2 separate regions of the Homo sapiens genome follow, and region 2 is linked to region 1. The links are chromatin loops, found by intact Hi-C in ENCODE. Cell type or tissue: CD4-positive, alpha-beta T cell. All regions are shown on one strand. Links, peaks and the distances in the headings refer to the core of each region. The heading gives the core; the rest is flanking DNA. Region 1 overlaps AOAH (acyloxyacyl hydrolase). Region 2 overlaps EEPD1 (endonuclease/exonuclease/phosphatase family domain containing 1).

The links. A loop is a pair of places that touch in the nucleus more often than their neighbours do. Peaks named below come from ENCODE experiments on the same cell type or tissue, not always from the same donor. Only the 100,000 strongest peaks of a DNase experiment are listed, where the experiment ranks them.
Region 2: it touches region 1 in a loop (4-fold over the local background); 1 of 110 quality-filtered maps calls a loop at or near these places.

What each region holds. Positions count from the first base shown.
Region 1 is chr7:36,632,537-36,647,849 of GRCh38, reverse strand. AOAH (acyloxyacyl hydrolase) reads left to right here. Exons shown (of 21, transcript NM_001637.4): 5 at 9,940-9,999. Among named protein-coding and RNA genes, the nearest start is that of AOAH-IT1, 40 kb to the right of the region's middle. In CD4-positive, alpha-beta T cell, for the core only: no CTCF peak of the experiment used is centred there; a DNase peak (open chromatin) is centred at 7,829; H3K27ac peaks cover 3,562 bases.
Region 2 is chr7:36,167,546-36,182,858 of GRCh38, reverse strand. All of the region lies in intron 2 of EEPD1 (endonuclease/exonuclease/phosphatase family domain containing 1), which reads right to left. Among named protein-coding and RNA genes, the nearest start is that of EEPD1, 22 kb to the right of the region's middle. In CD4-positive, alpha-beta T cell, for the core only: no CTCF peak of the experiment used is centred there; a DNase peak (open chromatin) is centred at 6,778.

The sequences.
Region 1 (15,313 bases), core at 4,261-12,260:
AAAAAAAAAAAAGAACTCTAAGGGAACTGAAGATGGCATTGGAATGCTATGTCTGGATTTATGCTCTATTGTTCCATCTTTTCTCCAAGCATTTCACATGATCTTGCCAGAGATTCAAAGCTGTATTTTTGTTAACACCCATATTTGGAATCTTGTATAATTTGTCTACTTAAACTTGTATTAAGACTGATTTGGGGGCTATTAAACTCATAGAGGTGTTAAAACTCTTCAAAGAACAGCAAAAATAATGCAAATGTTAAGTTACTATTGACTTCCGATAAGTGGAAGAAATCAAATTATTCCAAGGAAGGTATTTCTATGATATTTGAGATATGAACATTTTTCTTGTCTGCTTTTGAGAAATTCAGAAAACAACAACTATCTCTCTTGAGAACATGCTTATTAATTCCCTCAGCTCAAGAATCGCTAATGACGCTAATGACTGGGAATGGTTCTAAAAGATCCTTTGAGTTTTAAGGCTTTAATCACTGCTCTCCCAGCATCCACTCTTGGCCCTCATCTTCACTTAATTAATCACCCCCATTAGAGCTCAGCTCAAAGTCATTCCCTCTAAGAAGTTTTCCCTGATGCCCCAAGTTAAGCCAGTTCTTCCATGATTCATCTCCGTTCTTCACACTCCATTTTTCCAGCACTTATTACAATTGTAATTCGATAATTGTAAAATTAATATTTAATGTCTGCATCTTCTGTTAGGGTGTAACCTCCATGAAAGCAGAGACAGTCTGGCTGTTTTATTCCTCAAACATAGTGCTAGTCCCTGAAATTTCCTCAGAGCTGAACATAGTTCACTACATGCATTAATTACTCAACAACTATTTGTTGAATGAGAAATATGATAGACAGAATAATCTCCCTCCACCCTCCAAGTTCATATCCAAGTCCCTCGTAACTGTGTCTGTTACCTTGGACAGCAAAAGGAATTTTGAGGGTGTAATGTAGTTAAGGATTTTAGATGGGGAGATTGTCCTGGATTATCTGGGTAAGCCTGATGTGATCACAAGAATCCTTACAAGAGGCAAGCATTAGGATCAGAGCGAGAGAAAAAAAATGTGACAACAGAGGCAGTGTTCAGAGCCATGAGGCCATCACCACTAAAAACTAGAAGAGGCAAGGAATGGGTTCTCCCTGGGAACCTACAAAAGGAACCAACCCTGCAGACACCTTGATTTTAGCCCTGAATTTCTGACTTCCAGAACTGTGAAAGAATATTCGTGTTGTTTTCAGCCACTACGTTTACGGTCATTAGTTACAGCAGCAATAGGAAACTAATACAAATAATTGATTTGTTGTGTAACATAGAGTAAGACTGATCACACAACCTGAAAGCAAATAGAAAAAAAGTAAAAGACTATGTAACAAAAGACCCTTATGACTGAACCATACCCACCATCTGATTAACCCAAAATTTGCCAGAAATTATTTGTGTAAAGAATAAGACAACATACTATAAATAAGAATAGACCACAGAGCCTAGTACTGGAGAGCTTGTTTATGAGCCCAGATACTAGGGAAGAAACAGTCAAAATGGAACAATGGTATTAGTTGTGAAGCCTAGAAAAATTCACTCAGCACCGGGTCTTGGATTTCTCATTTACAAAGTAGAGTTAAGAACTGTTATTTCCTATTTTGCAAAGTTAGTACAAAATTTAGAGATAAACTCTATACGATGTTTGGTATAGAACTTGAAGCATAGAAGAACCTCTATGGTGTGAACTTTAAGAACTCTATAGCAGAGTGGTATGTGATGGTGGTGGTAAAATCAATGAATAATAATGTCAGGAAAAGGAGTTGGTGGGAATAATGCTGTTTAAAATAACGCTTTTTTTAAGAAAGGTATTGCCTGGAGAATAGGAAGCGATAGCAAGAGTGTGATTAAATACTCTGATGATACTAATAGCTATACAATGCAAAATTAGCCTAGAAGCAGGAAAGAAGAAAATTTAGCTAAGGGTAAAATATGTATGAAGAAGAGGCATTCAGTGATAAAAGGGGATGCATTTAAAAGTAATGGCTTTTTTCTTTTACTTTTACCCTTTTTTTTTTCATCCCTGGAAGAAGAAAATGAAGTGAACAGACTTCATTTTTTGCATATAATTTAAAGTCATAAATGCCCATTGGAGCTGGAAAGTGTCAGAACCTAAAAACCAAATTAGGCTTTGATAGAGCTACATCTTGAGTATTGGAAAATTGCCACTGTAGGATACAGCAGAATGCAGATTTAATAACAGACCTGCAAATTTCACTCAAAGGCTAGACATGCCACTATTTGATAAAAACCCGTAAGCAGTAAAACTTCTTGCCTTTGTCTTCCTACTGAATAGAAATTGCCTTGAAGCCCTTTTCTGTACCTCTCTGTTGGCTCTTTCTGATCTGCCTGTCTTAGTTAGGGCTGCTCTAACAAAGTACCCTAGACTGTGTGCCTTACAAACCACAGAAATGTATTTTCACAGTTCTGGAGGTTGGAAGTCCAATATCACGGTGCCAACAGGGTCAGGTTCTGGCGAGGGACCTCTTCTTGGCTGCAGACCGCTTTGTTCTCATGTGGAGAAAAGAGAGCTGGCTCTCTCTAGCCTCTTCTCATAAGGGCACTCCTCCCATTGTGAGGGCTCCAGCCTCATGACCTAATCACTACCCAAAGGCCCCACCTCTGAAAACCATCATAGGGAGATTCAGGTTTCAATCCAAGAATTTGGTTGGGGTGGGGGGCACAGACACTGCCTCATGCTGTAGTTATTTATGCACTTCCCTCCTCCAGTGGGCAATAAAATCCCTGGAGGATCTCATCTTTCAAATCTTGCTCCATTTTAAAAATCAGTTTATACCAGTGAATTTGGGTGTGAGGAACAACCTGTCCTAATAAACTTTTAGAAAAGATCTGGGGTAGATGAGCAGTCTCCCCCACCCCCACCTCCCCCCTCATTCATGCATGCTCTTTGACAATAAAAAACGCCCATTTGGAATCATCATTTTACTTCCCAGGGGCTTTCTCCTTTGTGAGAATCTGTCACTGCTGTCAAATGTGTGAAGTGAACAAAGGCACATTTTGTACTTTTCAAATCTACTGATGCTATAATTGATAACAGAGAACTTGATCACTCAAAATTGTTCACTGTAGAAACTCATGCCTAAAAGCACTATTTTTCTTTCCTTTCTAAGTGTACCAGAATTCAATTCTTTAACATCACAGAACCTTAGAAAGCCCAGTTACTGAATGTGTCCTGTGCAATTCACCATACCTTAAAAATGTCTCAGGACATTCTGTTGTGTCCCTGAGGATCCTCTGTTCGCTACGGTCTTCGTATGTTTACCACTGTAGTCAATATAGCTGAATGGACTTAGGCTGAAACCATTGAATGTTTAGGAAATGCACAATCTAAATAATATTTATTCCCACAAAGCGGCCCAAAGCCTTGAATACACGAATGCATGGTGTGGCTTTCTTAAGGTAGGAATTCATTCTCAGTTTTCCCAAACTTTTTTAAACTTAAAAAAAAAAAGCACACCGTTTAACATCTATCTCCCAGCGCAGAGTGAAAAATCATGGACTTTGTGCCAAGTGGGTCTGAATTGGATCTGGACTGTGCCACTCATTGGCTCTGTGACTTTGGGGGAGTTATTTACCTACTCTAAGCCTCAGTTTACCACATCTGTAAAAGAGGGAGAATAGCAACTACTACTTAACACTTTCTAAACTGTTTTCTAATTACAGTGTTTACTGTCAATCTTCTCTCCTACATTGTAACAGCCTTGATGTCTCATTCCCTACTATTTCCCCAGCATGTAATTCATGGCACAACATTGTATTAGTCCATTCTTGCACTGCTATAAAGAGATACTTGAAATAGGTAATTTATAGAGAAAAGAAGTTTAATTGGCTCATAATTCTGCAGGCCGGTACCAGGAAGCATGGCTGGGGAGGCCTCAGGAAACTTACAATCATGGCAGAAGGCAAAGGGGAGGCAGGAACCTCTTATATGGCAAGAGCAGGAGGAAGAGAGAGCAAAGGGAGTCCTACACCCTTTTAAACAACCAGATCTCATGAGAACTCACCCACTATCATGAGAAGGGCAAGGGGGAAATCCACCCCCATGATCCAATCACCTCCCACCAGGCCAGTCCTCCAATATTGTGGGTTACAATTCGACATGAGATTCGGGCAGAGACACAAACCCAAACCATATCAAACATAAACACTAAGTAAGTATTTGTAAAATAAATGAATAGAATGAACAACTGCACAAAAAAATGATTGAATGGAAGAATACTTCTTTCTCCTTTCTTACCACTCATATAGCTGCCACCATGCTTGTGCCTGGGTTGCATGAATTTCCACCCAGGTGCGTGGCTTTTTGACACCTAGAGCCAGTCCTCTCCCCTTGGTATCTGACCTTTTGCATTAAACCATCCTCGCTCCATGGGAGCCACACTTGCCATTCCCCAAGGCCTGGTGAAACCTCATCAATCATATTTTCTTGCTTATGTTAAAATTTCAGGCTTACTTCATTCTTGGAAAACAGTGTTTCAGTGGTGGGAAAGGCACTAGAGTCTAGAAACTAGAGTGCTAATCTCAGCTGTGCTTGCAGACTGGCCTGGGTTAAATTGTGTCATCTCTCTGAGCCTCAGTTTTCTCATCTGTAAAACAGGAACAGTAATACTTTCTTCTCAGGGTGATTTTCAGGATCCTCAAAAAAAGCATACATTTCTGTAGGCTGATGTTGCAATTATTATACTCTTTCCAGTTGTTTACTGGTGACATTACAAACCAAAATAAAAACACCAATTATTGTTAATACTAATGTCATGCTTACTAATATGCAAGACACTATTTTAAGTACAATCTTTGTCAATCCTCACAACGCTATTATCTCCACTTTACAGATGAAGAAACTAGGCTCAGAGTGCTTAAGTAACTTGCCCAAGGTCCTACAACTAGTAACTAATGAAGCCAGGGTTTGAAACCACAAACACTCTATGGTCCAAAATCATTTTAAATAGGAAATAGCAATAGAGACCAATATTTAAAGAGTTTCTATTGAAGACGGATGTTTTGCTCACATCCAAATGGTTTAATCTGACCACAGTACTTTCTTTCTTTTCCTTGGGCTCCCATGTGGCTTACGCCTGGCAGAGTACAGATACTAACAGTACCACTTTGCCCAAAATACTGATGGTGATGAGCACTTGGCCCTTGCTCTTTCATCATCCAAATTACTCTTAGCTCAAGGTCGAGAACAAAAATCACCCTGGAGAGCGAGAGTTGTATGAGTCTGTGGGGGCTGTGACCACCAACTGGGTTGCTTAAGCAACAGAAAGCAATTGTCTGACAGTTATGGAGGCTGAAGTTCAAGGTCAAGAAATCAGTAGGGTTAGCTTCTGATGGCTGTGAGAGAAAATCTGTTCTATGCCTTTTTCTCTTAGCTCTGGTGGTTTGCTGGGAATTTTTGACATTTCTCGTAGATAGCATTCTCCCTGTATCTTCACATCATCTTCCCTCTATGTGTCTTTTTCTCTTCCTTTGCACAGTGTTCTGTTTATAAGGATACTAATAATACTGGATTAGCAGCCCACCCTACTCCAATATGACCTTATCTCAGCTTAACTATTAGGTTGGTGCAAAAGTAATTGCGGTTTTTGCTATTGCTTTTAATGGCAAAACCGCAATTACTTTTGCATCAACCTAATAATTACACCTGCAATGACTCTTTTTCCAAATAAGGTCACATTCTGAGCTTCTGCAGGGTTATGATCTCAGATATGAATTTAGGTGAGACAATTCAAAATTCAACCCATAATAGCAGTCAGTAGTCCCCAAGCCTCTCCTCTTGTCTGAAGACTTTGGGCTGGCTTTGATTTGGGTAGACGCTTAAATCATTCTAGACAGAAGTGTTTTAGTGAGCCACCGTGGCTATATACTACTGTGTGCTCTGATGATCAAGGACTAAACAGAGACTGGGAAAGGGCTGTATTTTTCAGACATTTTCTCATTCCTCTGTTCAGTCAATGTTATTTCTTCTAAGGTAGCATGGCAGGTGCAAACGTAGGGAGTGAAGGGGGTCAGGGAGTTGCATAAAGGCAACTGTTACCGTCCTCACCTACCTAGAGCTTGAGGTTTAGTGGGGGAATGCGAAATGTATGCATGGGAGTGTGTTATAATGTAGAATGCAAAGGAAACAGAAAAGGAAAGCTCGGCCCGAAAGCTAGGAAAGCTGAGAAGGCTTCAGGAGGAAGCAACCCTTGTAGCGAGCTTTCAAAGGAAATATCTGAAAATTACAGCCCTTTCTTAGTCTCTATTTAGTCTTTCTCATTTTCATAATTTTGTGAATTTAAGTCAACAGGCACTTGTTGCCTACATGCCCTGGGCTCAATGTTATTGAAGATGTTAAGGGAAATCAAAAATTACAGCCCAGAGCCCGAAGCCCCTGCCCAGGAGCTCTGAGAGTCATTGGGGGAACAAGACTTCAGCGCTGCAACTGGAAAATTATCCAAAGGGGGCTGAGGAGGGGGGGCTTCTAGAATGGCAGTTCCCGGGTGAATCCCTGTGATGCCAGTTTTGAAGGCCAGAAACTCCATTTTTATTATGATCTGGCACACTGTAAACAAGAAAGCCATGCATGAGTCTTGAAGACTGAAAGCTCTGGGCCTGATTCCTGAGCAGACCTCCCTCTAGTCTGCCCCTACCTTTGTGATCACGTGAGGTGCTTGACCTCTGGGTGGACTGCGCTGTAAAGTAGGGAGGATGTATACTTTCTAGGGGTGAAGAGGGATTTGAGTAGGAGCTTAGCTCAAGCTGCAGGTCCCCTAAGAAGCTTTCTCAACCCCTGAGGGTGATGTAAACCATTGTCCTTTGCACCTGTGCCCCCTCGGCTCCTGTGCACAGCTATTCCGAGCCTGGAATCTCTGACTTACTCACCTTTCCCCACCTACTCAAGGCCATGAGCTTCCTGCAGGCTCTTTTCTACCTCATTGCAGCGGCTTCAAGTCGGCCAGGCTGGGGTCCTTCTCTAGCCTTGGGTGATGCCCAGGGTTGGAGCCAGTGGTGGCTTCTGGAGCTTCCCTCCACTATTCACTTTATTGTTGGGTAGAGTCAATTGCCATTTTCTGAATCTTAGGTAGAGTACCTGCAAAGGCAGCTGCAGGACAACTCTGTCACCATCACCACCAGATTGCCATCCCTAAACATGGGGACAGCCTCTGCCAAGGGGCAGTGGTGAGTGCCGCCGAGACAAAGGCTGCAGACAACCCTGGGTCCAAGGGCACGCCTCCACATCTTTGTTACACCTAAACTTGCACCCTACACACAGCCACTCTGTCTGTGCTGGCTAAGCCCCTGTTGCCCCGGCCTCAAGGGTGCTGGTGGGATTCTACCCTAGGGTCCCTTCCCTCACTCCCCATGTAGCCTTCACCTTTGAGAGTGCTAAAGGCCTGACTGCTCCCTCTTTGCTTCAATTTGATGTTACCCAAACTGCATCTTGCAGAAATGCTTCTAATTTTCTAGTTTGTGGGTCCTACCCATCCCCAATTTCCAGCAGAAACCCAGATTTTCCTAGCAGTTATTGTGACTGGAATTTGGAAGTGGGTGCTGAGTAAATGGGTGAGTCTGGATGTCCATCTGGGATCAGGACTCTGTTCCCACTCTTGGACGCTTCGACTCCCCCTCCTTGGCAAAAGCTGGTGCATTTCCCTGCAGCCCCGGCCCTGGCTTCCTGCTGCCACCCCCATGTGCACCAATATCGGAAACCCAGCCACATCCAGATGAACCCACCCTAGACCTCCCGGGAGGACACACAAGCCACCCATCCCGCCTCAGCACAGCCTCTGCTGCAGCACTTGCCACATCCTGTTTTCATAGCTTGTCATTACCTCCCAACAAACATTGAGCCCCAGAGAACCGAGCTTGGTTAAAATGAGATTGGTTCTCTCAAAGGGATTCAGCCCTCTCTCTGCTTCATCTTATTTCTGTTTACTGTACTTGCTCGAGGTCAGTCCCCTTGCCAGGGAGAAAGCTCTGGGAGGGAAGGGATGTCTATGTCATTCACCGTGGGGTTCACCACCAGATCCCCAGGGCCTTCACTTGCATATCAGTGCACGGAGCACATCATTTTCTTCAACAAGAAACAAGACAACATGGATTGAGCTCTTTTTTGAAAGCATTTATTACTGAATTGGTATTCATTGTTTAAAATTTAGAAAACCAGAAAAAGGCAAAAAGGAAAAAGTTATCACCCATCATTATTATAACATATTCCTTTGCAAGGTTTTTTCCTATGTGCATAAAATCTGGTAGCCTATTTTCCTCGTTTAACATAATATCGTAACTATTTTCTTTTGCTTTTATTTCCATGTTTACTGAGCACCTACTATGCCTCAAGGACTGTGCGAGGCTCTGAAGATTTTAAACTGGGCCTGAGAATGCAAAGGACTATTTCTGAGACAGAGAAGCAGGGGCACATGATTGAGGCAGAGGACTACCACCTTCACATTTTAAAATGTGGGGAATGAGCTCTTTGCTGATAAAAGTAGCCACAAAGTCACCATAAGAATAGTTTGCATGAAAATCTGGTGTCTGTTACACTGACTATGCCAGAGAATCTTAATTTATACAATAGGAGAATTTTAGGGTTTGCTAGAATTTCCAGAAAAGGCCAAAAGTGCATTTAATGAGGTCAGTTTTTGAATGGGGTCATTCTCTAAGCAGCTTTTGTATTAAAGATGTCATGTTTTAAAAGTGAAGATTGGGATCAGCTCTTTTGGCCTACTGCCAACTAATCAGAATGGATACTGGGTGCAGTTGGAGCACAGCCTGCAGATGCCCACTGGGTGGGACTATCACAGTGGCCCCATAGTTGACGGATCACAAGGAGGCCTGGGAGAGTCCAAGGAAGAGGCTGGGTGGTCAGAGCAAGAGTGGAGGACTCTCAGGGGCTTAGGGACACAGCTGTTCACCAACTGGCACAGTAGTCTTTCAATATTTTAAGAAACATACACCGTAGCAGGGCATCCTGGCAACCAAACCCACCTGAAGAGCATCTTTTCCTCTTGAGTCATCAACACGCACTCTTAGCAGCCAGCAGACAGAGCTTTCCAATTGTTGAGCAGATTACTTCAGGGCTGTACAGGTAGCAGGCCCAGGAGGGATTTGGCAGGGCCAGGACATGCACATTCAGTTGGGTTTGAAAGCTCTGGGAAGTAGTGATGAGAGAAAACCCTCCTCCTCCCCACCCAGCCCAGGGTTACTCTTCTCCCACCCCTCCACAAATAGACAAACACAGTGTTCTTTGGAGTTTCACAGCAATCATTACTGGTAGTAATGAGCTAACTCTTTATATTCGCAATGTGTGTACCCTTGGAAGATGCACTTAGATGCTCTCAAAATGGTTGAAAGAGGACAGGAGATCTCCAACCAGGGGAAGAGGAGGTGACTGAGAGATGAGGTGTTAGCTTGCACAGCAACAATCAGCCATTCTTCACTGCCAAAGCACAAGGCACTCAAGTAGGCTGTTGACAGCCTCCTGCTGGGGGGTTTTAGACACCAGGATAAGTTGCTTATGGAGATCAGCGTAGCAGAAGGGTCAGGAAGCAGAGGTTCAGATTGCCTCTCTGCCAGACCCTATGAGATCTCTTAGCTTTTCTGCATCTCGGTTTCCTCGTCTATGAAATGGTCGTATCTCACAGGGCTGTTTGAAGAGTAAATAAGATAATGTTTCCAAAGTGCTTAGCACTGCATCTGACACAAAGCAAAGCCCAAAATAAAAAGAGCTATTAATGTGAAATTGCCTTCTTGTGAATTATTTTATTACAAATTTATGGAGTGGTTCATTTATTGAAAACTTATGGACTTTAAATATCCTAATTTTAGAAAAGATGTAGGAAGAAAAGATAAAACATGAGTTGTAATGTTCTCTAACTTTGTTTTTATAGGAGACATGGAAATTTACACTACAGAAGGCAAGACAAATTGTCAAGAAGTCCCCGATTCTGGTAAGCACTAAGCACGTAGAACGCCAGCCTTTTCCTTGGCATGTCCTCTCTCACTGGCCCCGGCTTTCACATCCCAAAGGCAAGGACTACTCCGGATATAAGCCTGCAACATGCCATAGCTACGTGGGGATGGAAGTAGGAATGTGAACTGCTTCCACTTGTGTTTCCTGCCTTCTCACTACAGTGTGGTTTTTCAGCCTCAGCACTGCTGACACCTGGGGCAGAATAATCCTTTGTTGTGCAGGCTGTCCTGGGCTTTGTAGGGTGTTCAGCAGCAACCCTGGCTTCTACCTACTAGATGCCAGCAGCACCACCATCCACCCCTCCCCAGTCACAACAACCAACAATGCCTCCCAGCATTGCCAAATGTCCCCTGGAAGGCAAAATCACCCCCAGTTGAGAACTGCTGCTTTCCAGTAGACCGTCTTGGAGGAGGCTGTATCCTCCTGCTTCTCCACTTTCTAAAAATGTGACCTTAAGCACGGTGCTCAACTTCACTGAGCCCCAGTTTTCTTGTCTGTAAGACAAGGATGATAATAGCGTCCTCCAGTGTCAGTACTGATAGAGTTGAGAGTGCAGAGAGCATCTGGGATCTTGGCTAGGACTTACCAAGTCCTCGATAAATGTGAGTTAGTTATCATAATTTTTATTCATGTTTCCTTAATTTGTCCTCTGTGTAATAACACTCTCGTTCAACAGATAGAATATTTATTTCAGATCAGTTCTCGCAGGCTTACGTATTTGACTTAGGCCCTGGTTGCAAATCAGCCCATTTGAAAAGGAAGCAGAAAAGTAGATCTTTAAAGCACGACATTATCCTCAATGCCAAAGATACTGGCAGTAAGGAAGCATCCATCAGCAATGGGCAATGGGAGGGCAAAGACCTCGTCCTTGGCTTCTCCCTGCTGGCTAGCTCATCATTCACCTTGATACACTACATTTGAGGTATTATTCATTTGGCAACATAGAAATAAAAGGGAGGAAAATCCCTCATGGCTAGGCTTGCCAGATTTCGCAAGTAAAAATATGGGATGCCCAGTTAAATTTGAATTTCAGATAAACAACGAATAGTGTTTTAGTATATCTAGTGTAATATTTTATCTGGCAACTCTGCTCATGGAGGGCCTATGGGTTTTTATGAACAAGGCCAATAAATACATGTTAAGTGACAGGCAATATGTAGGCATTTCTACATAACTGATTAATCAATCACAATGTCTGCATTGACAATCATTATTTAATTCAGTGAATAATTAAGGGCCAACAGTAGCCCGTTGAGCTAATTTGCTTAAGTTGTTGAATAAGATATTAAAAGACCACAGGAAACTCTTGACCACCCCCTTCAGAACTCTGAGCAGAAATGGAGAACAATACAATTGGTATTTTATTCTTCTCCACACACCCCTAAAAACGTATTCTCCAGGCATTGTTTACTTCAGTAGCAAAAACTGCCTTGGCATTAACTCCTAATTAGGATTTTACAATTTTTTACTTCTGTCACCAGAATTGCAAGCATAATTCACGGGGCAGGATTCCAACAATTACTCGCGAGAAGTGAAAAAAAAAATTCTACTGAACAATTCAACAATAAAAATACTCTTCTGAAACCTCCACCAATTTATTTGCTCTCCAGATTACAGCTATCAAGGCAAAAATAAACAGAAAATGCAAATAAGTGTGTCTGAAAAAACTGCTCGGAGAGTAATTAATAATTCCACTGTGATGGCTGATATAACTTCAGACCTGGCCAGGGTACAGAAAGCTGCACTCAGTAGGTTCCATATCATTTCAGCACAGCCTATCGGTTGGTGAGAATTCAGACTTGAAAACAGTTATGCATTATTGAAGGAGATCAAACATTCCAGATAAAGCCTGGATCTCAATGAGGCCATGAGAGGATCCTAGAGGGAACATTTCATGGATTTGGCAGAGCATCGAGCATCTAAGAGCACCTGAGTTATGGAATCATTTCATTCTCAAATAGATAGAGTATTTTTGTCATCAGCCCCATTTTATAGATGAGAGGACTGAGTCTCGGGTAGGTTAAGTTATGTGCTCACCCCACATAGCTAGTAGGTGAGAAACCCCACGTTTAAATCCAGAGCTAGCTATCTCCACGTTCAGTACCCTTTCTACTAGGCCAGTAGCTTTCAACAAGGCCTCCTTAGTACTAAACTTTGGGGAGCACCATTTACGTCACAGGCTATGCGGATATTGGGATCGTACAGTGGACAACCTGTGCAGTTACAAATGACAGCCCTGATCACAAACCCACCCGCTCAATAGAATCATCTGGGAAGCCTATAAAAATTGCCGAGATCCAAACCCCACCCTAGACCAATTAAACCCAGGTAATATAATACACGACAAGGGTTGAAAAGCACTTTGCCACACAGAAATTCAGTTTCAGCCTGGCTGTGTACAGAAGAGTGATGACTGTCCCACTTTGACCTTCCATTTACCCCATTCAGCCCATTTTTCTTTATTCAACCCGTTTGTTGTTCTGCATTCATTTGACATCCTGGTGCATGGGGAAGCTCAGGAAGCCGGTTAAATAGATTGCAAAGCAAAGATGCTGCATGACTCCTGTCCCCAGGGACAGCCCTGATTTGAGACTCTCATTTTAGATGGGATTAGATGCAGCCAGTTGCAATATTTTAAATGTATTGCTGAGTTAATAACAGCCCACATTTTGTCTCTATCTAGCAAAGTTCAAATTGAAAGGAGGAGGCTGGCAAATAGGCAAGCAAGACTCATACAATGTTGCTCGGGGCCCATCTCAGTTCTCTTTGTAAGAGAAGGGTGGTCTTTCCCATACTATGTAATGAAAAGACCAGATAATCAAAACCTCAGTCTAACCAGGAGGAATTCTAGGGGCCCCTATATCATCTGCCACCCACTTAACCCCAATTTCTACACAATGAATGGCAAAGACAGCTGCAGCCATCAGGCTGAATTTTGACAGCAAACAGCTGTGCAATTATATAATAGTATTCTATTGCACCTTTTGTCTAGTAATTATAAAACTGTTCATATCAATTTTTAATAGTTTGCTATTACCAGTGTTAAAATCTAGACTGTTGTTAGGAGAATTAGACCAAGGCCTTCAGACTAAACTGAATATTAAAAGTACCTCAAACATTCAAATGCAACCTGACTTTGGACTCTGGATCTCAGATAGTGTCTGTATTTCCGAAGTGCTGTCAATGTTGTAGTGTAGCAGGACAAGCCGCAAACAAAACTCCTCAGACACCGAGTTAAAGAAGGAAGGGATTTATTCGGCCAGGGGCATCGGCAAGACTCCTGTCTCAAGAGCCGAGCTCCCCGAGTGAGCAATTCCTGTCCCTTTTAAGGGCTCACAACTCTAAAGTGATGCGCGTGAGAGGGTCGTGATTGATTGAGCAAGCAGGGGGTACGTGACTGGGGGCTGCATGCACCGGTAATTAGATTGGAACAAAACAGGATAGGGATTTTCACAGTGTTTTTCTATATAATGTCTGTAATCTATAGATAACATAACCGATTAGGTCAGGGGTCAATCTTTAACTACCAGGCCCAGGGTGTGGCGCCGAGCTGTCTGCTTGTGGATTTCATTTCTGCCTTCGAGGTTTTACTGTTTCTTTCTTTGGAGGCAGAAATTGGACATAAGACAATATGAGGAGTGGTCTCCTACCTTAGTAGAAGCTTATGCTGATGCTTGTTTTGCAGTGTGTCCACAATCCTGATCTTAGTCAGCTACTAAGTCTCTGGAGTCACCCTTCTAACCACCCCTTCTTCACACCATCACCCTCCTCCGCCCTGTTTCCCATCAGTGCTTCCCAACTCGTGGCAATATTGCCCCTTGCTCCCACCCTGGGGACATTTGGCAGTGTCTGGAGGCAGATTTGGCAATGTCTGGAGGCAGATTTGTGCGGCGGGCATCTGGGGGTCACAGGCCAGAGATGCTGCCCAGCATCTCACAGTGCACAGGGCAGCCCGCACAGCAAAGACTGAATTATTATCGGCTCAACATGGCAATAGCACCGAGGTTTGAAACCCTGAGATAGGGCCTTGGGGTCTCTTATCTCAAATGATCCTTCTCCAGGCCATCTTCCCACGCCTAGAGACATCTTTCCGAAACGCAAATGTGATTCCTCTGCCTGACACCTCCACGGCTTCCCCACAGTCCTCAGGGTAACATGTAGTGCTGCACTCCAGGCCCCTGCTCCCCGTCCTGTCTCCTTCCTTCCATGGTTCACTGCATTCTGCCATTCCGATTCTCCCTCCAGGTGGGAATGTTTGGCATTCCTCTAAGACACCAAGCTTTCTCATACCTCCACAGCACTGCTCGGGCACTCCCTCTTCCGGGAGCCAGGCTACTTCAGCTTTAGTGTGCATCCTGGGGACGTTGTTAAAATGCAGATTCTGATTTTGTAGGTCTGCAGCAGGGCCCAAGACTCTGCATCTCTGAAAGCTCCCAGGTGGCATCAATACTCCTCATCTGTGATCACACGTTGAGTGACACAGACCTAGAGCAGTGGTTGTCAAGCCTTAGTGGGCACCAGAATGACTTGGAGGGCTACGAAGACATAGGCTGCCACGACCCACCCCAGGGTTTTCAATTCAGCAGCCCTGAGGTGGGGATGTGGAAGGCAAGGATGTGCATCTCTAGCAAGGCTGTGGCCCGCACTGAGTCACAAAGCCTCAGGCCGTCTCTCTTCCTCCCCACCTGCCTCTATCCCACCTCACTGCAGGGTCATCTGCATTCTCCTCCAGGTTCCTAGAGACACGTGCTAGTGCCTTGGCCTCTGCAGACCCCACAGGGTGTGCCCGGAGCTGGGGCCTCCACCCTTGCCCTCCACTCCACGGAGAGCTGAGGACAAGGACAGCCTCTTTGTCTCCACATCTTACATGGAGCTGGGCCACCAGTCAGGATTATTTCTCCTCCTAGAAAGCTGGGCAGGCATCTCAAAAATCCTTAAGTACCTCATTTATATTCTGAAACGGTTGCTGATTCTCTCTTGCCAGGGTCAAATATCGCCAATGCCCATAACACTCCTCATAGCCATTCGAAGGACTCAGGGCTGGCAGGAATCCAGTGTCTCTCTCCCTTCATTGATAAATGCTGGTGCCTCACTTTTCTACCCTATTGTCTTCTTCTCTTTCTTTAAGTTGAGGAAAGCATTGTGGAAACTGCAATGTTTCTAAAAGCACTGCTTGGTAAAACGTCAGGGCTTTTAGTGTAGCCCACATCTGGAGCCTCATAGAAATCGCTGTCTAGAAACCCACAGCTCAAGAAGCACAAGGGGCTTGGTCTGTGCACCTCTCTCCTCTG
Region 2 (15,313 bases), core at 3,032-11,031, 460 kb after region 1:
TGAAAAGACCCAAGATACTGGATTTAACTTCACAGGTGCAGTTTTTAGTGCCTGCATCTGTGAATTGGTCCCGTGTCCATCACTGAAAGGAAGTACCCTCTGCTCTGCTTCCGTTTTATAATCCCCAAGATGGAGATCAGGAGTTCCAATCCTGACTTGCCTGCTTTCCAGCTGTGCATTACTGGGCAAGTCCACACCCTCCTTGTAGAGGTGAAATGAGAAGCTTGTGATGAAAGCCATGCGGGGCCCCAGGCGGGGCAAACGCTGGCGAGTGGTTTGGTGTTAATGACAAAAGAATGATCAGGCTATTTATGTAACTTTAAACTTAAAAATCATATTTTATATATTGTTTTTAACCTCTGTATAAGTTTTTGAAAGGTAAGATATTCACATGGTTCAAAAAAATCAAGATACTATAAAGAGAGGCACTCTGAGAAATCCGGTTCCCACACTGTCCCAGCCCTCCCCGTGCCCCCACCATGGACTGCCATTGTGTTGGCTCTTTGGTGTCTACGCAGGATCTCTCAATTATTTACAAATAAACACAAATATATATTCTTACTTTTCTCTTACACAAAAATGCAAAGAAGATATATATTGTTCTGTACCTTACTTTTTGCTCTGAACACTATAGAACAGAAATTTTTCCATGTGGGCCTTCTCTTCCTTCTGTTCCAGCTGCAGAATGTCCCCCTTTGTGGCTGGACTACAGTCTAAGTGGACACACAGACTGTTTCCACAACCAACGCTGCGATGCACAACCTTATCCACGCTGGTAAGACAAATTCCCAGAAGCATATTGTAGATTTTACTTTCCCCCATGCTATTATTTTATCAGTCACTTTTATTCTTGTCAATGGCTTTCATCAATGGTAAGAAACGCAACAGATGGGAACCGGGATGGCAAAAGTCTGGGGAATCCTGGTTTTCACTGGTGATATTGGAGAAGGAGTAACAGATGGGGCAAGTCTGTCCTGTCATGCTGCCCTCTCTCCTCCTCCTCTTTGTTAACATTGCCACACAAAGAGTTGAAGAAAGAACAAATAGGGACATGGGACCTAAAAATAAATGTGCTTGTAATTTTCCATGAAAAAGGGAGCCTTGAACTTCATACAACCCACTGCTCCGTGATGCTGAGGTCTTGGAAGCACCAAGACAAAATCCAGACGGTTCCTAACTTCAATAATGTTGCCATATTTCTTTATCTCCTACACCTTTATATCCTCACTTGCCACATTTCCCTGTAACATGAGGGCAGTGTTTGGGGGCTAGGCACATGAGGGAGCCACAGAATACAGGCCAACTCCAGGTGCTTCTCACTTTGGCCACACTCAACTCGCACATTCAAAACTGTTTTTTCTGCCTCCTAGGTGTCAGGCTGTGCTAGACAGATGTTAGGAGTGCAAAGATATAATCGCTTGTCTTAAGTCAAAATGATTGACTCTGGGATGGGCATTGAGTTCCACAGCTACCAAACACAGAGGTGAGCACAGGACACCAGAAGGGAGTCACAGCCAGGAGGGCTACCCAACAGCATCTGTGCACACTGACAGCACAGCCACAGCCCTCCGAGTGTGAAAGGGAACAGAGGCACGTGAGGGGAAATCAAGGCAGTGGGGTGTGGCGGGTGGGGTGTGCAGGGCATGGGACAGAGTCATGAGATGTAGACAGCGCGTGGATAGGAGACTGTGAACCGCCTGGTGGACCCTGCTCAGTGGTCCCTAAACTTCTGCCTTTGCCAGCATTACCAGGGAGCTTGTCAAATGCACATTCTCCAGGCTACCTACAATGGTCAGCCCTAGCAGGTCTTGGGGAAGCTCAAAAAAGCACCCTGGGGAATCCTTCTACAGATCCAACCCAGCTTTAAGAAACGCTGCTGGGGGCAGTGAAAGTGTGGGGTGGTGGTCCAGGTCACCCTGGAGCCGGCAGCAGGGAAGAGGTGAGAGGCCAGGAGCCGACTGAGGGGGACCCTGATGCAGAAGTCCAGGTGCATGATGAGGGGGTGGGGGGCCTGAGCCTGCAGAGCAAGGGACAGATTTGGGGTGGAGCTGAGTGGATGTATGACTGAAGACTACTGTCCCAGCGGGCACAGAGCAGGGAAGGAGCCCGACCAGTCCAGAATTGGAACCAGCTTCCCAGAGGAAGGGATTTTAAGTTGGGATCTGAGGATGAGCTGGCATTCATGAGGTATCCAGGCAGACATGTGCAGACTCCTAAAATACTCAGTCACCTAAACTTCCCAGGGCTGCCCTAAGAGCCACAATCCCCACCCCCAATCACGAATGTGTTCCAAGCATGTTTAATAAAATTTCTCCTGCCTACCTCCCTGCTTTAGGACTGCAGCTGTGGGTACAGTCACAGGATTCCCAGTATTCCAACAGTAAGGCCAAGGAGGGGCACGATGGCCCTGGTTTCTGGGAAGGGAGCAGCAGCCTTTCCTTCCACTACCCCCAGAATGGAGAATGAAAGTGTGGGCAGGGCATGAAGGAGACAGGAAGAAAACAGCTGTTGCCTCATCCCCTCTGCCTCCCCAGTAAGCCACACAGAAATGACACAATGGGATGGGACATCTGGTACCAATGAGGACAAATGGGGATCAGATAAGTGACTTTCATGCCCACGCACAGGAGGTGTTACCTTTCCCCCGCATCGCTTTCTCCCGGTATCAGCTAGTTATTCTAAACATCCCATGCCAATTACCTAATTCCTTTATTAATGAACTTAATTTGGTGGAAAGAGTCTTCTTAGAGTCTTTCTTACTGCTCTCTAGCTCCTGCATGCTGTATCCAAGTCCCTCAGGTGGGTGTCTGGGAGCCACGGCTCAGTTTGCTGGGGAGGAGCCACGCTTGGAATCAGCTGGGAGGCTCAACACCCACCCCGGCCCCACTCAGGGCAGTGAAGGGCATCCTGAGAGTGCAAGCCAGGGGTGGGGGACACACTTAAGGCTCCTCGGGTGACTCAGGTAACTGTGCTTCACAAACAGCATCCAGCAACACTGCTGAGGAGGCCGAGCCGAAGGGCTCAACCCTTCATCCCAAAGAGCTCATGCTGATTTCTACAGTCTGCAAACCACTGTACAGATACAGTTCTACGTAATCATTATCCTCACAGGCATGCGCCACCACGCCCAGAAAACTTTTTTTTTTTTTTTTTTTTTTTTTAGTAGAGACAGGGTTTTACCATGTTGGCCAGGCTGGTCTCGAACTCCTGGCCTAAATGATCTGCCCACCTTGGCCTCCTAAAGTGCTGGGATTACAGGCATGAGCCACCACACCTGGCCTCTTTTTTTTATTTTTAAGACAGTGTGGTCCTTTCTTGCCATCTTGGCCAGGCTGGTCTCGAACTCCTGGGCTTCAAGCAATCCTCCCGCCTTGCCTCCCAAAGTGCTGGGATTACAGGTGTGTGCCACTGTGCCCAGCCCTATTCCTAATTTTAAAATAATGCATCACAACTTCAACCATCTTTATAGCATTTGAGCATGTAACCCCAATATATATATTACTTATTGATAAATCATGTAGAAGTACTGACATAATATTATACACCTTATAAAATGCAGCTAAACTAGAAATCTTTAAAGATGGGATAACATACACACAAATAGAAGTTGTGGGAACCACCAGCTCCCACCAGCCCATTAGTGGTCAGGGAAAGGAAAGGCTGGTTACCACTGGGGGTAGTAAACCACTAAATCCCGCAGATTAAAGCCAGGACATTGCTTCACTCAAATGTATCTTTTAAATACATGTTTGGAAAAATAAAGAGGAACTCTGTAAGAAAAAGTTGGTTTGCAAATTAATACATGGTTCACAGTAATTTCTTTTATTATTTTCTTCCCCTTGGAAAAGTACCATCCCGCCAAATGCCAAGGCCATAATCTCTTTTCAAGTTTAAATCAAATCCCCAGAATTCATAAAGGAACATTCTCCTGAACAGAGACTCAGAGAAAGGGTTCTAGACTTTAGGCTTTTCTAAATTAACTGAACATGGCCTTGGATTAAGTTATCTCCCTGGAGCAATTAAGACAGGAAGGCAACTCATCACCTTAGAGACACAGTTTACCTTCGAGGGCTCCTGACCTTGTGCCAGGCACAGTTGGAAGCCACACCAGTGCAGGGCAGGAGAGCACACCCTGCCTCATGGGACTCATGATGGTGCACAGGTGTTCATGGTAATTACAATTCTGGAGGGCTCCTGAGGGGGCACAAAGTAGACAGGGCCTATCATGCACTCCTGGCTGGCTTTTCCAAGAGCCACACGATGCTGGTACCTAAAGGAAGAGCAAGGGTTGGCAGAAGAGAGGGAAGACTGTCCCAGTTAAAGCCCATATGAAATCTGGAAGAATTTCCAAATGGCAGGAGAATCAAGGGCTTAGAGACAGCTGGAGGAATCATGAGATGAGGAGACCAAGAAGGGGCCCAGGTGTAGGGGGAGGGCCCCCGTGGCCGAGAGGAGTCTGAACTCACCTAAAGCATAGGGGAGCCCCAATGCTTTCAGAAAGATTCAGCTCTCATTCAGAATTCCACCTTTACTGCAGCGTGTGGCTAGGAGAGGCTGGGCAGTGAGCCTGGACTAGAGACCTGGCCTTGGCCAGGCTGGAGAAGAAAGTGACAGTGAACAGTAACCGCGGGGATGGCAGTTGTGGTGATGACACTAGGAGCCAGGTGTGGTGCAAGTGCTTTACACTTATTTATTCTATTAACTGACACAACAGTTTCCTGAGGTAGGAACACTGTCACCTCCATTTTCCAGGGAAGAAGATGAGGCCCTGAGGGCTTAAATGACTTACCTTAAGTCAGACACTTGAAGCAATAATGAAACACTGAGACATAAAAACTGTGAAGGTGCCAGGCGCGGTGGCTCATGCCTGTAATCCCAGCACTTTGGGAGGCTGAGGCAGGTGGATCACCTGAGGTCAGGAGTTCAAGACCAGCCTGACCAACATGGTGAAACTCCGTCTCTACTAAAAATGCAAAACATAGCCGGGCATGGAGGTGCGCACCCGTAATCCTAGCTACTCGGGAGGTTGAGGCAGGAGAATTGCTTGAACCTGGGAGGTGGAGGTTGCAGTGAGCTGAGATCATACCACTGCACTCCAGCCTGGGTGACAGAGTGAGATTCTGTTTCAAAACAAACAAACAAACAACAAAACAGCTAAGGCAAATAAGATGCCATGGAATCAGCCTAGATGCCCATGAACAGCGAATTGGAAAAAGTGGTTCCTACACACCATGGAATACTACACAGCCATAAAAAAAATGAAATCATGTCCTTTGCAGCAACATGAATGCAGCTGGAAGCCATTATCCTAAGTGAATTAACGCAGGAACAGAAACCAAATACTCCATGTTTTCACTTATAAGTGGGAGCTAAGCACTAGGTACACATGGACATAAAGATGAGAACAAGAGACACTGGGGACTACTAGAAGGGAGGGAGTGGGGAAAGGGTTGAAAAAACTCCCTACTGGGTACTATGCTCACTACCTGGATGATGGGGTCATTCATACCCCAAACCTCAGCATCATGCAATATACCCATGTAACAAACCAGCACATGCACCCCCTGAATCTAAAACAAAAGTTGAAATTGCAAAACATTTAAAAATGAAAAAAAAAAAACCTCAAGTAAGATGTCATTTAAAGCACACAGCAATAACTCTGTTATTGCTTCAGCAACATAAAATTTACATATAGAATTTATCCACTGGAAGTGTAAAATTCAATGATTTTTAGTAAAGTTATAGTTATGCAACCATCACCACAATCCAATTTTAGAACATTTCAATCATCCCAAAACATTTTCCTTGTGCCAGAGTGCAGTCAATCCCTATTCCCAGCCCCGGCCCCAACCACAGATCCGCTTTCTGTCTCTAAAAATGTGTGTGATAACAGTTTAAGTCCACATACATTTAATCATGTTTGGATTTATTATTTTTCCTTCCACTGAGGACATTCAAAGTACCTAAGAGCTACTTGAGGAGAACCAGGCAGCTTTATTTTTAGTTTGTATAACTTTATGCCATATGTTATTTCCCTCCCACTTCTTTTTCCTCACCGTAAAGGATTTATTCTGCTTTTGGCATTGGTGGTTTATCTAGGATCGTATTTATAATAGAGTCAAAAGCATATCAAGTTAGCATGATCTGAAGTCAATATACTATCTTTTTAATTATAGATGTTTCTCTGTACACAAAAAGAACACTTTATTCCAGTGAAACTTTCATTTTTGTTTTATGGAGTCATTACTAAGAAAAAATTATAAACTCCTCTACAGAAGTACAAACAGCAGTGCTTGAGTATCACCAACCCTGAGAATACTTTACCTGCATGTTCACAGCTATCATAGCGCTACGACATAGCATCTGAACCGAAATAACTTTATTCCGACATCCGTTACATGGGAGAACTTGCGGAATTCACGAGGCTCCCATGAGACCTGATTTTCCTACCCTAAAATGAGGCTCAGGGGTAGGAAACCCTGCCTCTTCTTTGCTTCTTCCAAACTTCTGCTCTTCGGCAGACTGTGAGGGAGAGGGTTGTCTTCAGGCCACTCCTGGAGTGATTTGCTGTCTTCCAAACGCACTGAGCATCCTCGCCCCAGCCACCACCAGCAGGCCTGGCTTTATCCTCTTCAGGAATCTTCCTTCCCAGGGGCCTTTCTCAGAGGTTCTGCCCTGAGAGGCCAGGCCCCACCCTTTCCCCCACTGCATCACCAGGGCAGTGGATCTGCTTGTGGCTCCCAAGTTCCTCCTTTACTCAGGAAGTCCCAGCGAGAGGCAGGGGAGGGCGAGGGTTCCCTGGGCCTCCCCTCCTCAGACCTGCCTTCTACTCACACGGCTCACTCAGGGCTGAAAGGGCCCACGCCACAGCCTGCAGCCTCTCAGCTCTCCCAGAGAGGCCACACAGAGTCATCACCTCACAGGGACCCGGCAGTGACCTGCTCAGCCCCTCTGGCTTCACCTCCTCCCCGTTCAGCCAAGGCTGCAGGGTCTGAGGCTTCTACTATAGCCAAGGAAAATTTGTCAGGTCCAGCTGCGGTCCCCACAGTGGTGGCACCGCTCCTTGTACCTTTAAAATGGCTCTGGAGCAGCGGCTCTCAACTGGGAATGATTCTGCTCCTAAGAGCATGTTCATCTGGCAGTGTCTGAAGACACTGAGCTGTCACACCCAGGAAGGGAGGTGGGGTTCTCATGTCATCTAGGGAATAGAACCAGAGATTCACTAAACGTCCTACAAAACACAGGCCAGCCCCTACAACAGTCATCTGGCCCAAAATGTCAACTAAATGTGACTCTAATAATCTCAAATTAAAAAAAAAAAAGTCAGGGTCAGGCACAATGGTTCACCCCTGTAATCCCAACACTTTTGGGGGCCAAGGTGGGAGGATCGCTTGAACCCAGGAGTTTGAGACCAGCCAGGGCAACATGGTGAGACCTCATCTCTACAAAAAAATTTAAAAATTAGTCAGGCGTGGTGGCACGCACCTGTGGTCCCAGCTGCTCGGGAGGCTGAGGTGGGAGGATCACTTAAGCCCAGGAGTTCGAGGCCGCAGTGAGCTATGATCACGCCATGGCAGACCTGCTGCAAAGCACATCCTACTTTATCTGTGAGGGCTGTTAAATCAAGTTTAGTGTAAAGCTGCCTCCTTACATATTTTAAGTTCAGCCTAAAGGTTTCTCTGTGCACAGTGAACTATAACCTATGTGGAGGTGTCAATAGACTGTAACCTAGTCTTGTGCCAATCACTGAGTTTTTGCCAGTCAAAGGGGATCAACGGTTTAAACCATGGTCAAATAAGGCAAACCTTGTAACCAATCCAGCTCTTTCTGTACCTCACTAATGTTTTCTGTACGTCACTTTCCTCCTTCTGTCCATAAATCGTCTTCCACTGCATGACTGTGCTGGAGTCTCTCTGAGCCTACTCTGGCTTGGGAGGCTGCCCAATTTGGGCATCGTTCCTCACTCAATTAAACTCTATTAAATTTAATTTGGCTAAGGTCTTTCTTTTAACAGGGCAAATATCAGCCCTTACTGATTAGTTGACTGCTAAGTTTTTTAATCTTAGAAATGGACTGGTATTTTGAAGAGGATTCTAAGAGGCATGTAATCTCTTTGATCCAGGTATCCACACTTGTACAGGGCCTGCACACAGGAGGGTATGTCACCATTCACCCAGTGAAAGCGATCAGAAGGCAGAGAAGGCCGGTGTCTTGGAGGAGACAAACAGCATATGAAGGGCTCTGGAAATACACACTGATTTAGAACTAGCAGCAAACATCAACCCCTCCTCATCCAGCAGCTGCCTGGCGGAGACCAGGGCCTGTGTAACATGGGTAGGGAGGCAGTAATTGATCCAGGATCACAGAATGTCCAGGGCAATGGATTACAGCTATGCTTTATGCACTAGCATTCCCTCCAGGGCCCTAATGCAGAGCAGCACCTCTTTTACCAGCATCATGTGTTACGCTTCCTCATAAGATTTCATTTAATGAAAGGCTTCCTTGCCTGAAAAGAATTTTAAAACCACTGATCCAGAATCTGTGTATCAGGGTGTATCAATTAAGATTCTTAATTGCAAGAAACAGAAATCAACAATGCTTGATTTAAGCAGAGAAGTACTTTGCTAAAAGGATATTAAGGAGGTAAGCGTGGGTAATCGGGAACAAGACGCAAACATGCCCCAGAACTGGTCGGGTAAGGACCCGACTGCAGCAATCCCAAGCCCCCAGTGCCACAGCCTGTGCAGCCAACAGCACCAGCCCTGGCCACCACTTACTGCCACCAGCCACACAGTCTCTGCCATCCCAAGGACTCAGCCCTGTATAAACTATTCCCACAGCCAGACTGAGCTCTTCATAGTCCCTCAGCTTTTGGTGCCACTGGCTCTCCATCAGAGATCAGGATGATTACACGGACCTGTAGGGCCCAGACCCTAGCTGCAAAGGATGCTGGAAAGTGAATCTCTGCATTTGTATTTTTCCCACTGGGTGGTGGACTCTGCTGCCCACCATGTGTCATAAGGAAGGACATTTTCCAAGCACAGAAAGGGATCTAAAAGGATGACAGTGGGTACACACAGAAAAAACTCTCTCAAGCCATGTTCTTCCTCTACCCTCATACCACAACAATCAACACAGAAGAGTTCTGTGACTGTATTGGTTGATTTTCACACTGCTATAAAGATATACCTGAGACTGGGTAATTTATAAACAAAAGAGGTTTAATTGACTCACAGTTCTGCATGGCTGGGGAGGCCTCAGGAAACTTACAATCATGGTGGAAGGGGAGGAAGGCAGGTCTTACATGGCAGCAGAAGAGAAGCTGGGGGTGGGGAACTGCCAAACACTTTTTTTTTTTTTTAAGACGGAGTCTCACTCTGTCGCCAGGCTGAAGTACAGTGGTGCAATCTCAGCTCACTGCAACCTCCACCTCCTGGGTTCAAGTGATTCTCCTGCCTCAGCCTCCCGAGTAGCTGGGATTATAGGTGCACATTACCACACCCAGCTAAGTTTTTTTTTTTTTTTTTTTTTTTAAGTATAAACGGGCTTTCACCATGTTGGCCACGATGGTCTCAATCTCCTGACCTCGTGATCCGCCCCCCTTGGCCTCCCAAAGTGCTGGGAGCCAAACACTTTTAAACCATCAGATCTCATCAGAACTCACTCACTATCATGAGAACAGCATGGGGGAAACCGTCCCTATGATTCAAACCCCTCCCACCAGGTCCCTCCCTTGACATGTGGAGATTACAGTTCAAGAAGAGATTTGGGTGGGGACACAGAGCTAAACCATGTCAGTAACTGAATGTGTAGTGTTTTTTCCACACAAACCAAGCATCAGACACTAGCTGGGTGTCCTCCAATTCTGTTTCTATACTATCTACCTGGAGGTAGTACCAGACCCCACCCACTTGGGGCTCAGTCTCCAAGACTGCCCCCAATCCCCCTGCCCTCCCCACCCCCCAGCCTTCAGACACTAGTCGTAAGTCTGAGCCTCCAGAACTTCTGACCAACTGGCTTCAAGTTGAGGTTTCCATGATCCTTTTTTTTGGGTTTGGTTAATTTGCTGAAGCAACTCACAGAAACACTGACTTAAGGTTTATTGGCTTATTATAAAGCAGAGGTGTACAATCTTTTGGCTTCCCTGGGCCACAATGGAAGAAGAATTGTCTTGGCCTCACATAAAATACACTAACACTAATGATAGCTGATGAGCTAAAAAAAAAAAAAAAAAAAAAAAACTCATAATATTTTAAGAAAGTTTATAAATTTGTGTTGGGATGTGTTCAAAGCCATCCTGGGCTGCATGCAGCCTGCAGGCCATGGGTTGGACAAGCTTGTTATAAAGGATACTGGAAAGGATACAGATGAAGGGATGCATAGGGCAAGGTACGGCAGAAGGGGCACAGAGCTTCCATGCCCTCCCTGGGTCTCTGCCCTCTAGGAACCTCCACATGTTCAGCCATCTGGAAGTTCTCGAACCCAGTCCTCTTGGGTTTCTATGAAAGCATTCCTTCTCTCAGGGTATGAGACAGGCCCCTCTCAGGGGAGGGTCTTAGGAAAAGACCCACAATCAAAAAGGAGGGGAAGATTAGAGTCCTACCTTGAGGCAGGTGAAAGAAAGGCAGAAGAGAGATTCTACTTTCCTGAGGCTTAACACGCCCAACATTATAACAAAAGACTGTAACTAGGGATATGGCAGTTATGAGCTAGGAATCGTGGACAAAAACCAGTGTATATCATAACACCACAGTAAGACAGAAGAGCCCTGAGTCCCCAAGAAAGTGAAATACACTGACAAGACAGAGAAAAAGGGCCCAAGTATTATTTATATTGTATGTATAAATATTTAACATAAACATCTATAAGCATTTTTTTATGTTTTAAATATTTCATATAAAAAGTGAAGTCCCCTCCTGGACATCAAAAATGAACTTCACAGTTTGGTCTTGAACTATGTAAAACACCAAGGTCATGGCACCTGACTCTGATGTTAGCAGCCATCAGGCAGGTTGCTTTGAAACTGAATCAGATGCCAGCTACCAACAAGCTTGGCTGAAACTAACTACAGAGAAGAGCTTACAATTAATGAGTGAGAGGCAGTATATGGCCAACTGTATATATAGGTACACTTCCCAACTATACTTACTCACTGTGAAAGTGGAAGAAGCAAAGACACAATTAACACCAAAGATAAAGATCTATTTTGAAAGATGGGTATATTTATAATTCACACACACTCAGACACTCTGTGGGTGGAGACACGTACAGACATATGTCTGTGGTCAGACACATACAAATCCATGGAGATGTGAGAAGCGAGAAAGATTTAGTAAAACAAGATTCAATCAATGATGTCTGAACTATGAAAGATAATTCCAAGGGCTTTGATCTCAAAGCCTGATAAAGTCTGACTTACTGCTGGAGTTGTTTTGTACAAGTGAAATTAATTTTAAACACTTACAATTTAGAGTCACCATATATGTTTTTTGGTTTGTTTTAAGCCAGCAACATGAGTTTTGGCTTTTCTGCTGGGTCCACTCTTTTGTGTATCTATTCACACAGAGTATACCTTGAAAATCTGAGGTTTAGCGTACAGCCAAAATTGATTTATACCTGAAAAACATGAAGCATGGGGCTGGGCATGGTGGCTCATGCCTGTAATCTCAGCACTTTGGGAGGCCAAGGTGGGAGGATTATCTGAGCCCAGGAGTTCAAGACCGGCCTTGGCCGCATAATGAGGCTCCCTCTCTACATAAAAAAATAATAATTAGCCAGGTGTGGTGGTGCACACCTGTAGTTTCAGCTACTTGGGAGGCTGAGGCAGGAGGATTGCTTGAGCCTCGGAGTTTGAGGCTGCTGTGAGCTGTGATCAGGCCACTGTACTCCACAGCCTGGGTGACAGAGTGAGATCTTGCCTCAAAACAAAACAAAACAAAAGAAGCATGGAAAAAAGTAAAATGAACTAAAACTATTCTACTCCGAGTGAGAAGATAAGATGGAAGGAGACAGAAATGATATGGTAATAAGGACACTTAAACATTGGACTGGATCTCCATTGTGGTCGGGGGGATGAACAGGTAATCTATGGTGAATGACCAAGCAACATTCAGAAGCCAAAACTAGCTGGAAATCTTAAGAACACAGCATTTTTATAGATTAGACATATTTTTAAAGGCGATGTCTAAGGGCATATATGTAATACTTTGCACTTGGAATCTATGGGAGGGGGAAGAAGAAAAAAAGATAATTTAATCTTTCTTGAGGGGAGCTCTGAAAAAAAAAAAAAAAAGACACTTTTAACATGAAACCAAAGAGAAGCAGGTCCCTGCAATGACTGATACAGGGTTCCATGAAGAGAAGAGCATAATGACTTAACTCTCCACAGCAGGAGTTAAAAGAACAGGAAATAAACATTTTATATATACAAAATATATACTTTTTTTTTTTGAGACAGAGTCTTACTCTGTCACCCAGGCTGGAGTGCAGTGGCACGACCTCAGCTCACTGCAACCTCTGCCTCCCGGGTTCAAGCGATTCTCCTGCCTCAGCCTCCTGAGTAGCTGGGATTACAGACATGCGCCACCATGCCCAGCTAATTTTTGTATTTTTAGTAGAGACAGAGTTTCATCATGTTGGCCAGGCTGGTCTCGAACTCCTGACCTCAGGTGATCTTCAGGTCTGCCTCGGCCTCGCAAAGTGCTGGGATTACAGGCGCGAGCCACCGCACCCGGCCAAAATACATAATTTTGAACGTACATAGAAAATGTCATTTGTGGATGCCGGCAGCAATCTATGGAAGGTGTTCCTTCAAGGTTATTTCCTGGCCCAAGGGCCTGTGATTTGCAGATATTGTGATGAAACTGCCAGAGCTCACCTCTCATTGGAGTTATTTTGATGAAATTTCTAAAGCTCACCTGGCATACTATCCATTATATTTTGGCTTTTGATAAAAAAAGTGCTAAACTTCCATCAAAAATGCATAACTTCAGTGTGAAAACCAGAGGACACCAAATACTTCTCCAGGACATTGTTTAAGCCCAGTTCAGACAGAACATTCCAGCCAGACTCATGAAGCATCCCAAATGAAGTTCTCCAGGCTCCTTCCCAGATGCGGGGTTTGTTTCTGTAGGATGTTGGGTACTTTTTCCTATTACAAAACAGTTATTCCAGGTTATGTCCTGGTACAATGACTCCATGACTAAGGGGCGAGGAAGAGGGGAAGAGGGAGTGAAAGGAAATCAACACAAAGATACCTTGTATTTTTTCAGCTTAGAAACAAGTTTGAAAATGACCCACACAGATCTGAATAGACATTTTTCCAAAGAAGATATACAAATAACCAATAAACATATGACAAGATGCTAAACGTCATTAGTTATTAGGGACATGCAATTTAAATCCCCAACAAGATACCACTTCACACCCACTAGCATGGCTTTCATCAAAAAGACAGACAATAACAACTGTTGATGAGGATGTAGAGAAATAGCCCCTCATACATTGCTGGTGGAAATGTAAAATGGTGCAGCCACCCTGGAAAACAATCTGGCAGTCCCTCAAAAAGTTAAACTTAAATTAACATAAAATAAACAAAAAATTACTCCAGCAACTCCACTCCTAGGTATATACCCCAAAGAAATGAAAATATATGTCTACATAAAAACTTGTACATGAATGTTCTTAGCAGCATTATTCACATAATAGCCAAAAAGTGGAAACAACCCAAACGTCCATCACCTGATGAATGGATAAAGAAAATGTGGTACATCTATATAGTGGAAAATTATTCAACTATTAAGAAGAAAAAGAAATACTGATACACACTTCACCACGGATAAACCTCGAAAACATCATGCTAAGTAAAAAAGTCAGGCACAAAAGGTCACATACTATACAATTTATAAGCAATATCCAGAATCCTGGGATGAGGAGAAGGAAATCTTCAAATTGAATCAGATGACTTCCTAAAGCGCTTGCAGGGCAGTACCCCCAAGAGGACAGGGTCCTTTACCCCCAGTTAAATCTGTCTCTTCATACTTCTAGATCTAGAAAGGCTAGGAAACAACTGTCCCCCCTCCCCCAACCTTTTTTTTTTTTTGAGACAGAGTCTTGCTCTGTCGCCCAGGCTGGAGTGCAGTGGCACAATCTTCGCTCACTGCAAGCTCCGCCTCCTGGGTTCATGCCTTTCTCCCACCTTAGCCTCTTGAGTAGCTGGGACTGCAGGTGCCTGCCACTATGCCCAGCTAATTTTGTTTTTGTATTTTTAGTAGAGATGGGGTTTCACCATGTTAGCCAGGATGGTCTCGATCTCCTGACCTCGTGATCCACCCGCCTCAGCCTCCCAAAGTGCTGGGATTACAGGCGTGAGCCACCGTGCCCGGCCAACTGTCCCCTTTCTTAATCTTTTGGCCCCATTTCCAAGTTTATGGATTTGCTACCTCTGCATCTAAAAGAGTTTGGGCGCTGGGTAATTCCAGTTTCACCAAGTACGTCACTTCATTCAAGTCAGCTTATATTCTTTAAGTTTCCTTATGTGTAAAGTGGACATAGTTTACTCACCTCACTGAAGTAGTGTGAGCATTCACTTAATGAATATCAAGGCAACAGCATGTGGGGTAAAATAAATACTCAATAAATGTTAGTGGTCATTTATTCTTTCCACAAATTCCTGAGTGCTACTGTGCCAAAACTCCACCATATGTGCATGGCTCCTGCCCTTATGAAACCCTCAGTCCACAGGGCAGACAGCACCAACACACAATTACAACAGAGGGATGGTCGTGGCAGGGGAAATACATGCTGATAGGGGAGCCCGTAGCTGGCGTGCTTAACCATAGAAGTCAGGGAAAGCCCCACTTGGGTTGGCTTCACAGGGGTCACTCTGAATCTCGCCCTTCCACAGCAATTCTAAAGGGCACTATGGGACCAGCCTGGCCAATGTGGCGAAACCCCATCTCTACTAAAAATACAAAAATCAGCCAGGCGTGGTGGCGCGTGCCTGTATCCCAGCTACTCGGCAGGCTGAGGCAGGAGAATCGCTTGAACCAGGGAGGCACAGGTTGCACTGAGCTGAGATGGCGCCACTGCACTTCAGCCTGGGCCACAGAGAGAGACTCTGTCTCTAATAATAATAATAATAATAAAGGGCACTATGTTCTAAATGGCACTAAATCTCTACCTGAAATTGGTGCCCAGTGCCCAGGGTTTGGCAAACTTATGCATCAACATTACCTGTAGCCAAGGGCAAGCAAAGAACTTGGCAAACTGGAGGCTGCTGCGTGGGGGTGGCAGTGTAGAAGGCTCCAGGTCA